Regions from separate parts of the Mus musculus genome. Here region 2 is linked to region 1. The links are chromatin loops, found by intact Hi-C in ENCODE. Cell type or tissue: heart. All regions are shown on one strand.

What was found. Hi-C counts contacts between places; a loop is a spot of excess contacts. Peaks named below come from ENCODE experiments on the same cell type or tissue, not always from the same donor. Only the 100,000 strongest peaks of a DNase experiment are listed, where the experiment ranks them.
Region 2: it touches region 1 in a loop (6-fold over the local background); 5 of 42 quality-filtered maps call a loop at or near these places.

The regions. Positions count from the first base shown.
Region 1 is chr6:125,419,453-125,424,452 of GRCm38, forward strand. No RefSeq gene overlaps it. Among named protein-coding and RNA genes, the nearest start is that of Gm32673, 9.0 kb to the right of the region's middle. In heart, no CTCF peak of the experiment used is centred here; a DNase peak (open chromatin) is centred at 3,089; H3K4me3 peaks cover 912 bases; H3K27ac peaks cover 1,190 bases; H3K27me3 peaks cover 534 bases.
Region 2 is chr6:125,658,667-125,663,666 of GRCm38, forward strand. It overlaps Vwf (Von Willebrand factor), which reads left to right. Exons shown (of 52, transcript NM_011708.4): 38 at 50-249; 39 at 4,299-4,401; 40 at 4,838-4,912. Among named protein-coding and RNA genes, the nearest start is that of Ano2, 29 kb to the right of the region's middle. In heart, a CTCF peak has its summit at 3,015 (motif pointing left); a DNase peak (open chromatin) is centred at 3,005.

The DNA.
Region 1 (5,000 bases):
AGTGCTCTTAACCACTGAGCCATCTCTCCAGCCCCCAGGCCTGGTTTTATAGTTTTAATCAAACTCTCAAAGGGAATTCGCCCCTTTACCCCCACCCCCACCCCTCCAAATCAAGAACTTTCTGAGACCCAGTCGCAGAAGGCCCTGGTTATATATGAAGTGTCAAACTTTACATGTGCAATTTTTATTTTATTTTATTTTATTTTATTTTTTGGGTTTTTTTGAGACAGGGTTTCTCTGTGTAGCCCTGGCTGGCCTGGAACTCACTCTGTAGACCAGCCTGGCCTCAAACTCAGAAATCCTCCTGCCTCTGCCTCCCAAGTTCTGGGATTAAAGGCGTGTGCCACCACCGCCCAGCTACATGTGCAATTTAATCATAATCCTTAAAAGACAGTCGACAGGAAAATCCCAGAATTTAGCAAGGATAATGTTAGTCCTGAGCAGGAATGGTGGCTGTGCTGTGCCGCCTGCTGTGATGGTGTCCTCTGTCCAGAGGAGTGGTGGTCCCAAGGTCCTGTCCAGGAGGCATTAGCAAGCATGTGAGCAGAACCTGTAAGGAGCAAGCAGACAGGAGTAGAGAGACCCCAGAGACCCAGTGGGAATCCCATTGAGAGGACTGTCTGCCAAAGCGGCAGGTGCGCTCAGAATAAAATCCTGCTGGTGCTCATCTGTAATCCTAACACTCAGGGACTCAGCAGACGGAGGGAGGATCTGAAGTTCAAAGTCATCCTACTTGGTGAGTTTGAGACAGAGACAGACAGACAGACAGACAGACACAGACAGACACAGACACACACACACACACACACACACACACACAAGCCTGCTGACTGGGTGTTCTGCAGTGGAGCTGGGTGGGAAATCGAGGCCAGCAAAGATTTCTAGGCTACTCGAGGAACTCAGCTACTATTCTGAGCAAAATGGAAAGCTACCGTATGCTTTAAGAAGAGGAAAAAAATACACACTAATTTATTTTTCCCATTAATGTTGTGGTTACAAAAACACAGCATAGAACTTAGCCAGCCTTTGGCCAGGGTGTGGTGGCACACCTCTTTAATTACAGCATTTGGGACACAGAGGCAGGTGAGTTTGTGGCCAGCCTGGTCCACGTAGAAAGTTCCAGGTCAGCCAGGGTTACACAGTGAGACCTTGTCGAAAACAAATCAGGACAGCTTAACTATTGGTGTGCGGAGTGTGCGCATGCTCGTGGAGAGCAGAGGTCAACTGCAGACATCATTCCTCAGGCGGTGCTGCCTGCCTTGGTTTGTGAAACAGCTTCTCTCACCAACCTGGGGCTCTTCAGCAAGGCTAGGGTAGACAGCCCCAGAGAAGCCACCGAACTAGCTTTTATTATGCACACTCTGGGGACCAGACTCAGGTGTCCACGTCGGGTGCCCCCTCCTTGACCCCACGCACAACTTCAGCGGAACCGTTCTTCTGTTGTTATTGATGTTTCCGTACTTGTAAGCAATGCGGAGACGCACACTTCACTTCAGCCCACCCTCTCTGGCTCCCACGGTTTTTTCTTGCATCCTTTCTCCACAAAGTTCCTGGGATCTCAGGAAGGGTGACACAAATGTCCTGTTTTGCCTGAGCCTCAGTGGTCATTCTTTCTTGGCATTTGACCAATTATGAGTCCTTGTTTTGACCCTTGCCCATGGCTGGGAGAGAGAGGCATTTGGGAGTTTTGAGGGCGGTAGCAAAGCTAAGAGCTACATTAGTCTATGGATATAAGCATAAATATTTAGAAGGCACGTTTATTACATGTTCCTTCAGCATAGGACCTATAGGGCCATAGGCTTCTGACCGTGAAAACCAGGTATGTATCTTCTCCCATGGATCGGGCCTCAAATCTAGTCAGAGATTGGCTTGTAACCTGCAGATATTTATGCTGCCAGTGGGAGTGTCTTACTAGGCAGTTCAGGATTGCAGCATGTGGGGTCTACAGCTGGGGGATCACTTATTTCTTCAGCAGCCTACACAGAACCTTCCAGCACTATGGCCAGCAGAACGGGAGCTTCCAGGCTTTGTCCAGTCTGATCCCCGTTTGCTAGATGAGCAATGGGGTCTTACTGTCTAGTCCTCTCAGGTAACCAAGAGTGGTGGCAAAAGTCTGTGTTATATGGGGGCCTGTGGGGACTCCTTAGCCAACAACTCATGGTGTGTGTGTGTCTGTCTGTCCGTCTGTCGGGGGTGGGGTATGCCACTGTGGCAATGAGACTTTAGTTTGAAAATCTAAGACTCTGGGAATCAGTTTAACTATTACATAATTACTCACTGGGCGGAGTGGCACAGGCCTGTAATCCCAGCACTGAGGCTGGAATATTGTGAGTTCAAGGTCACTCCAAGCTATATCGTAACAACACTGGATCTCAAAAACAAAACAAGACAGCAAAATCCAGGAGCACTTCCCTTGAGACTTTTGCACAGCTATGCCGTTTCTAGGGACCTTTGCATCCTACAAAGCTGAAACTGCAGTCCTTGAAAACTGACTCCTCATCCCTCTTAGCCCTGGCAACTGCCGTTCTTTCTCTTTAAAAAAAAAAACAGAATAATGAACTATTGTATAAATTACATGATAGTGCGTTTTATTGTGGCATTTCCATACATGGTGGAATGTGTTTAATAATCACATTCCTCCCATGAGCCTCTTTGCGCCCCTTCCACCCTTGCCCGTCTCTTCCTGACTCATCCCTGGGTGCTTTATTGACTTCTCTGAGAACCTCCCAGAAGTGGAGTCACACGGGACTTGCTGCTTCACGACCGGTTTATTCACTGAGTATACTGTCCTCGGGGTCTGTTCATGTCCTAGCATGTGTCAGGCGTTCCTTCCCTTTTAAGGCTGAATAATATCCCAGTATGTGTGTATGGACCACGTTGTGTCAAGCCGTTCATAGGTTCACGGGCACGGAAATCACAACAGTAACAGAATTACAGTTATGAAGCAGCAGTGAAAATAGTTTTATGGTCGGGGTCACCACAACATGAGGAACTGTGTTAAAGGGATGCTGAGTTAGGAAGGTTGAGAACCACTGCTGCAGGGGGAGGAGTTACAGGAGGGAGGAGCTGCAGGAGAAAGAGGCTGCAGGGGCGGGGCTTCATGAGAGCGTCTGCAGGGGAGGGGCTACAGGAGGGAGGGGCGGCAGGGGGAGAGGCTGCAGGGGAGGGGCTACAAGAAGAGGGGGTGCAGGAGGGAGGGGCTGCAGGAGGGAAAGGCTGCAGAAGGTAGGGCTTCAGGGGAGGGGCTACAGGAAGAGGGACTGCAGCGGGGAGAGGCTGCAGGGAAGGGAGGTGGATACAGCGAGACCAGCCACTTACTCTCTCTTCAGCACGTCTTCCTGCTTTGAGGCGCCACATTCTCAAACCACGAACCAAAAATAAACTCTTCCTTAAGGTGCATTTCCAGCTTGTTTTTGTGGCAAGGAGACTGGTAACCAGTTCCCTGCCTAGATGGAAGGCTACCAGAATGCCAGAAAATTCTTCACAGAAACAGAAAAAGAAATTCCAAAGTAATATGGAATTACAAAAGACATCAAGTAGTCAATAGTGCACGCACACATACACACACACACAAGAAAAACAACAACTCCACATATCAACAGGCTATTGAAGGGAAGAGCTTGTCGGGTAGCGAGTGGAGATGGGTAGTCAATAGGTTGGGGAAGCTGTGGGCCAGGAGGAAGGGTGGGAGCCAGGACACCTGAGGACCACTAGGCTCTCAGGGACAGGTCCTTTGTAGATCAGGAGAGGAAAGAAAGAGCAGATTAAGTTGTGGGTGGGTGACTTTGGCTGCAGGAAGTACAGAACGTTCTTATCACCTGTGGCTCTGGGTTCCCAAGAAAGGGAGAAGAATTTGGTCAGGTGATGTTCAGGAGGGACAGGCTGACAGGCAGACGGATGGATGCAGCTGAGAGCAGTTCCAGGCTGCAGTAGTTTAGTGTGGTAACCCAAGGGAGAGTAGGCAGAGAATGGAAGACACAAACCTCTTAGAGGGATGTTTCTGCTTTTGCTAAATGGACATGCTGCCTTCTGAACATTCACGTTTCTACACATCCACAGGGGCTGCTCTCGGCCTTTGTCCAAGGAGCCGGCGTTAAAGCAGAGATTCGCTGCTGGTCCAAGTGCTGAGAGCAAAGGGTCGCTGCACAAGGCCTGCACGAGCCTGCATTTGCCCTTTCTCCGCTGCCTCCTGGGGACGGGGACGAGGTGAGCATGTTTGTGCCCAGTAAGTGCCACAGCCGTGACTTATTCACGACCACAGACCCAAAATATGTGGGCCGTTCATTGATGAATCATGCCAGCAAGATTTCCAGCTGTTAGGGGCACTTGGTTACTGGACCTTTGTAGATTGACAGTCAAAGAGTTTGTGAGCCTCCGCTAGTCAAATGCTGTGCCCCAGCTCCTCCTGAGGAAACTTTGCCTCTCTCTCTTTTGCATGTCCTTGGGAGCAGTGGAATCCTGTTTTGAATTCCTAGTAAGACTTTGAATTGTACTAGCCCCACGGGTCAGGCCATGCCTATGGTTTACAGTTTGGGTGTATTCTTTTTATTGCTTTAATTTTTTCTCCCTTGGCTTCAAACTCCAATGTGTAGCTGAATCTGGCTTTCAACTCCTGCTCCTCCTGCCTCTTCCTTCCAAGTGTCAGGATAACAAAGACAGATGTGAACCACTACATCTGGCTCTGTTCTTTTGTTTCTGGTGTGTGTGTGTGTGTGTGTGTGTGTGTGTGTGCTGCTGTGACGGAACCCCCAGTGTACCCCCACTGAGCTAGGAGATCAACCTCAAGGCTCCTCTTCTGGGGGACAATCTCCCTCTGTGGCCTTCAGGAGAAGGCAGGCATCTGGGATTTGCCTGCCAAGGGGGAAGTGCTCCCCACTGCCTCTGAGGTCTGAGCTCTGTGACTCACAGCCATTGAAATTTGATGGTGTTGATCCAGAGCTGGCTTTTTCCAGCTTGTTCTGAAGGCAGCCTCCTGCAGGTTTCACTCACATGACCGGCTC
Region 2 (5,000 bases), 240 kb after region 1:
CTTCTGGCTGCTATAGGCCATTGAGAGTGACTTCATTCTCTGTCTTCAGCTATGTCATGCCCACCGTCCCTGGTGTATAACCACTGTGAGCGTGGCTGCCCTCGGCACTGCGATGGGAACACTAGCTTCTGTGGGGACCATCCCTCAGAAGGCTGCTTCTGTCCCCAACACCAAGTTTTTCTGGAAGGCAGCTGTGTCCCCGAGGAGGCCTGCACTCAGTGTGTTGGCGAGGATGGAGTTCGACATCAGGTAGGAGTCTGGCTTCTCTTTCTCAGTGGGTCAGCCTCTCCCCCTTTCCACAGCAGGGGCGACTCTTAGGGAATCACCGATGGATAGGGAGGCAGCGTGCGTAGCAGCATTGGATTCAGACAGATCCGAGTTCAGATCCTGGTCTCCCATGCATTAGCTGTGGCATCAAACACCAGATTGTTAGAGCACCATTAATATGAGTTTTGCTCACTCATGTTGAGTGATATAGGAACCCAGGAGGGAAGGAGAGAATTGTGTATTATAAGCCAGTATCCGCCATTTTTCAGACATCCTTGGTACTTTGTATATTATCTCCATGTTCCCTAAAGATTCTGTTCTCCAGAGCATTTATAATCACCTGTGGCCAAGTGAGTTTAAAGTGCACAGTTAAATAGTTCAGGATCTTTCTCCATTGCAGGAGTCCTCACTGCTTTTAATGGACTAATGTCATGCAAATGTTTCAGAAGGTTTTTTTTCTTCTTTGATATATTTGATTATGAAGTGTGTGTGTGTGTGTGTGTGTATGTATAAAACATCCCTCGAACTCAGGTTCTACCAGAAGATGGTACCTTAATCTACATTGCTTCTAAATATAGAAAATCTTTAAGGGACCAAGCTCAGTTAACTTTCCTGTGGACCCAGCTTGTAGTTGGGTTTGGACACTGGATTCAGAATTCAAGGCTCAGCGTAACTCCAAAGACCTTGCACTTTCTGTTGTTCAAAAGGGTCTTTACTGCATTGTTACTATGATAATTTGCCTGGAAATCATTGCACCACCAATTCTCTTAGCTTTCTGGGAGCTCATGAGAGCTCTTCCAAAGGATATTCACTAACCTCTCCCATTGGTCCATAATGGTAGTCTTCTCTCACCCACATTGATAGCATCTATACTTACAAGGTTAAGTGCCCAGTAGTCCTGTCCAGTGACATCACCAAGCACAGTAGATATAGGAGCCTCTTTGGCTTCCAGTAAAGGCAGTTTTCCCTCTAGACCTAACATATCTATCTGCACCAGGGAGAACCTTTCCCCCTTAATGCACCAGGTGGGGTGGCTTACCACTGTAGTCTCTAGTAGACCTTGTGGTAAAACTAGCCAGTCAAAGAGAGCAAACAAAACAATAGTCACAGTAGCTATCTTGTTTGGTCCATGACTTTGTAAGCCAGGAAATAGATCATTTTTGATTTTCTCCAAATCCCTGTAGGGTCATTATCACACATCATATATGGTTAGTGGACGAGAAGCCCAAGCTTCGTGTGGCACGGATCATGTAATGGGACTGCTGGTGACAGCACCAGGGTATCTTGTATCATCCCAGCCCTGCCATGGACCTCAGTAGGAACTGCTAGCTAAGCACGGCTCTGACTGGGCACTGATATGAGCATGGGCATCTGATAACATTACTGACTGGGTGGGACCACTTGCTTTAGGTGAGCTATTGAGCTTCACCTCAGTGAAGCCCCCCTCGTTTCTCTTACTGTGAATAAGTGAGTAAGGAAGAAATGTCCTCCATCATATTTCCCATTGCCAAAGTAACTGGGTACCTGGACATAAGATTCCCAATGGAGTTGGCAAAACCTAACATTTTCCTCCCTGATTCTCATGGCTCCCGGGTTCCTGCAGGGCCCGGATGATGCAATTGTGTTTATCTGTGGTGTTAACACCTAGTGGTTATTCCGAGCTGCCGGAAGGGCGACACACTTCCTCCACTCTGAAGGTAGAGATGGGCTTGCCCTCTCCCCTGGCCTCCTGGGCTGAGAAGCTCACTCTAGACTGTTCCAGGCTCTGTGAGTGTCAGATGTCTGTAGGTCCCAAAGGCAGGAAATGTGTGAATTTTATTGTGTGCTCAACACCCCCCTCCCCACGTCTGACTGTCTCTCCTTTTCTGTTTTCGTCACCTTCAGCACGACAAATTGGAGCAGGCACATGAGTTGCATTACGGAATCTGTCCAAGTACTGCACTAGTTTGGACATAAGAGCAGGTTCTTTTTTTTTTTTCTTTTAAATCAAGTATAGAATTAATCAAAACCTCTGACGAGAGAACACAGCCGGTTTTAGTTATTCAGAAAATAGAGTTTAAATGGGAGAAAACAAGCGCTTATCCAGCCACCTGCGTTCCCAGCGTCGCTTGAAAGCAGAGAAAGAATGAGAATCTAATATGAAGAACATTTCCATTAAATGAATTTTTAGACTGAAAAAGAAAGCCCAGAAAATCTTCCTTCAGGGAAATAACCAGGGCTTAAATCTGTTATACCCCGGGAAAAGGAAAAATATTTACCAGTTTCCATAGCTCTTGTTTGTTTTACAAAACGCACTGTGGAGATGTGGGCTTTCGTAGCTGGATCAGATGGGGTCTGGAGTCCCGCACAGGCTGTGGGCCTCTCAAGGGAGCCGCAGCTGGAGTGGCACTGTTCAGAGTCCCACTTCAGCATAGGGGGACACACACCCCTTACCCTGGAGCCCATTGCCAGGCACCTCTGAGACTATGAGACTCCAGCTCAGGCTAGGAGCTGCGTTTCTTTGACACCGTGTACCAAAGCTTCCAGATACTGGTGGGTGGTGTATGGAGACATCCTTGTGTCTTTTGGCTGGCCTTGAACACTCAAGTTTTCCTACACCATACTCTCTGTAGGCTGTTCTTTTGGGCCCTTTATTTAATCTCGAACTCCAGCTATTCTTATACCTGTTCTCCTGAGCCTTCATCTGGAAATCTCTACAGTTCTGCCTGCAAGCAATTTGGGCCTATGTAGCAGCGCCCCCTGCTGGCATGTTTGCTGCACAGTCAGGCCTGTGGCGACACGGGGCAGTTGATTCTGAGTCCCGCCTTGGGGGTGCTTGGGTAAAGCTTCCCAGGAAGGTGGGAATTCCTATCAAAGGAAGTTGAGCACCCTTTTGGGGGTGGTATCTTTCTGATTCCAGACCATCAGCCGTGCCAGTTCTGCACGTGCCTTAGTGGGAGGCAGGTTAACGCTACTGCTTATCAGCACACTTTCTGATTTAAAAAAAAAAAAAAAAAAGTCTTATTCTTTAGGTACCTGAGGCCCACATTTAGAGAGAAAACAGAAAAAAGAAAATCAAAACAGAGCAGGCCTTTCCAGCTGTCACTCTCAGCTTCCTGCCCCAGAAGGGAGCCAGTGCTCTGTGTGCCTTCCCAGGGACCCCAGGCCTCGGCCTGAAATAGCAGCTGCAGCTGCCTTGGTTTTTTTTTTTTTAATTGTTTTTGTTTGTTTGTTTTTGTTTCCATTTCTCTGCGCTCCCCACTTTCTTCTTTCTTCTTTCTCCTCCCCTCCTCCTCCTTTTTCTTCCTCCTCCTCCTTCTTTTTCTTCCTCCTCCTCCTCCTTTTCCTCCTCTTCCTTCTTTCTTTCTTTCTTTCTTTCTTTCTTTCTTTCTTTCTTTCTTTCTTTCTTTCTTCCTTCCTTCCTTCCTTCCTTCCATCCTTCCTCCTCCTCCTCCTCCTCCTCCTCCTCCTCCTCCTCCTCCTCCTCCTCCTCTTCTTCTTCTTCTTCTTCTTCTTCTTCTTCTTCTTCTCCTCCTCCTCCTCCTCCTCCTCCTCCTCCTTCTTCTCCTTCTCCTCCTCCTCCTCTTCCTCCTCCACCTCCCCTTCCTCCTCCTCCTCTTCCACCTCCCCTTCCTCCTCTTCTTCCTCCTCTCCTTCCTCCTCCTCCTTTCTTCTTTTTCTTTGCCCAGGTTAGCCTAAAACTTCAGATCCTGCCACCCATGTTTCCTGTTGCTGGAATTACAGGTAGACACCCGCCACCATGCCTTCCATTATGCTTTTTTGGTGGTTTTCTTCTTCTGGTCTTCCTCTCCTCTACCCTACTTATAGTCAGCAGCTTTGTCTTTTTAACATGTTTCTTTCTGATGCAGGGTCCTGTTACAAGCAACACAACTGGCAAAGCTGCCACAGGGCCTTTGACCCACTGTCTGATCCCCTATGTCCAGGCCCTCAGGAGTGCAAGCCAGGCCCTCTTGGCTGGAGTACTGACTTGCATGATCCCAGGCTCCAACCAGAGTGTCCGGTATGGCTGCTTAGACTTGTTTCTCCCTCAGTTCCTGGAGACCTGGGTCCCAGACCATCAGCCCTGTCAGATCTGTATGTGCCTCAGTGGGAGAAAGATTAACTGCACTGCCCAGCCGTGTCCCACAGCCCGAGGTGAGTCTTCTCTGCCTGGTGTCCCTGGTGGAAGAAGGACTCTGTGGGTCTTCAGCCACCAGTCATACACATAACAGACCAATCCAAATAAAGGCCCCATGGAGGTGTTTTTCTTCTTGAGACCACATTTCTGCTTGCTGCAATCAAGAGTCTCTTTTTGGTACCTGGTGTAGGAACTTTCAGATGTACCTCTGTCCTTCCACCCCAATGCTTGCGTCAGACTCAGAGTCTTCTGAAAGCTAAGCTGAGATGTAGAAAGACCCAATGTGAAGATTTGCTTTAGCCAGCATTTGATCCCGGTCCCATAGTCCAGATGCTATGAAAGTCCTAGTTAGGGTCCATGCTGGCTATCAGTGAGTGAGAACTTTGAGAACCTTCTCTAGTCTAGACCATACTTGATTTTTTTCTGAGTTTCATGGCTATTCTTCTCTTCTAGCTCCCACGTGTGGCCCATGTGAAGTGGCTCGCCTCAAGCAGAGCACAAACCTGTGCTGCCCAGAGTATGAGTGTGGTATGTGTCTACTCAGCAAATTCCTCCAGGGTCCAGAGCCCAGGCTAGCCCGTGTGGGTCAGACGGTCATAGAGCCCAGGTCAGCCCC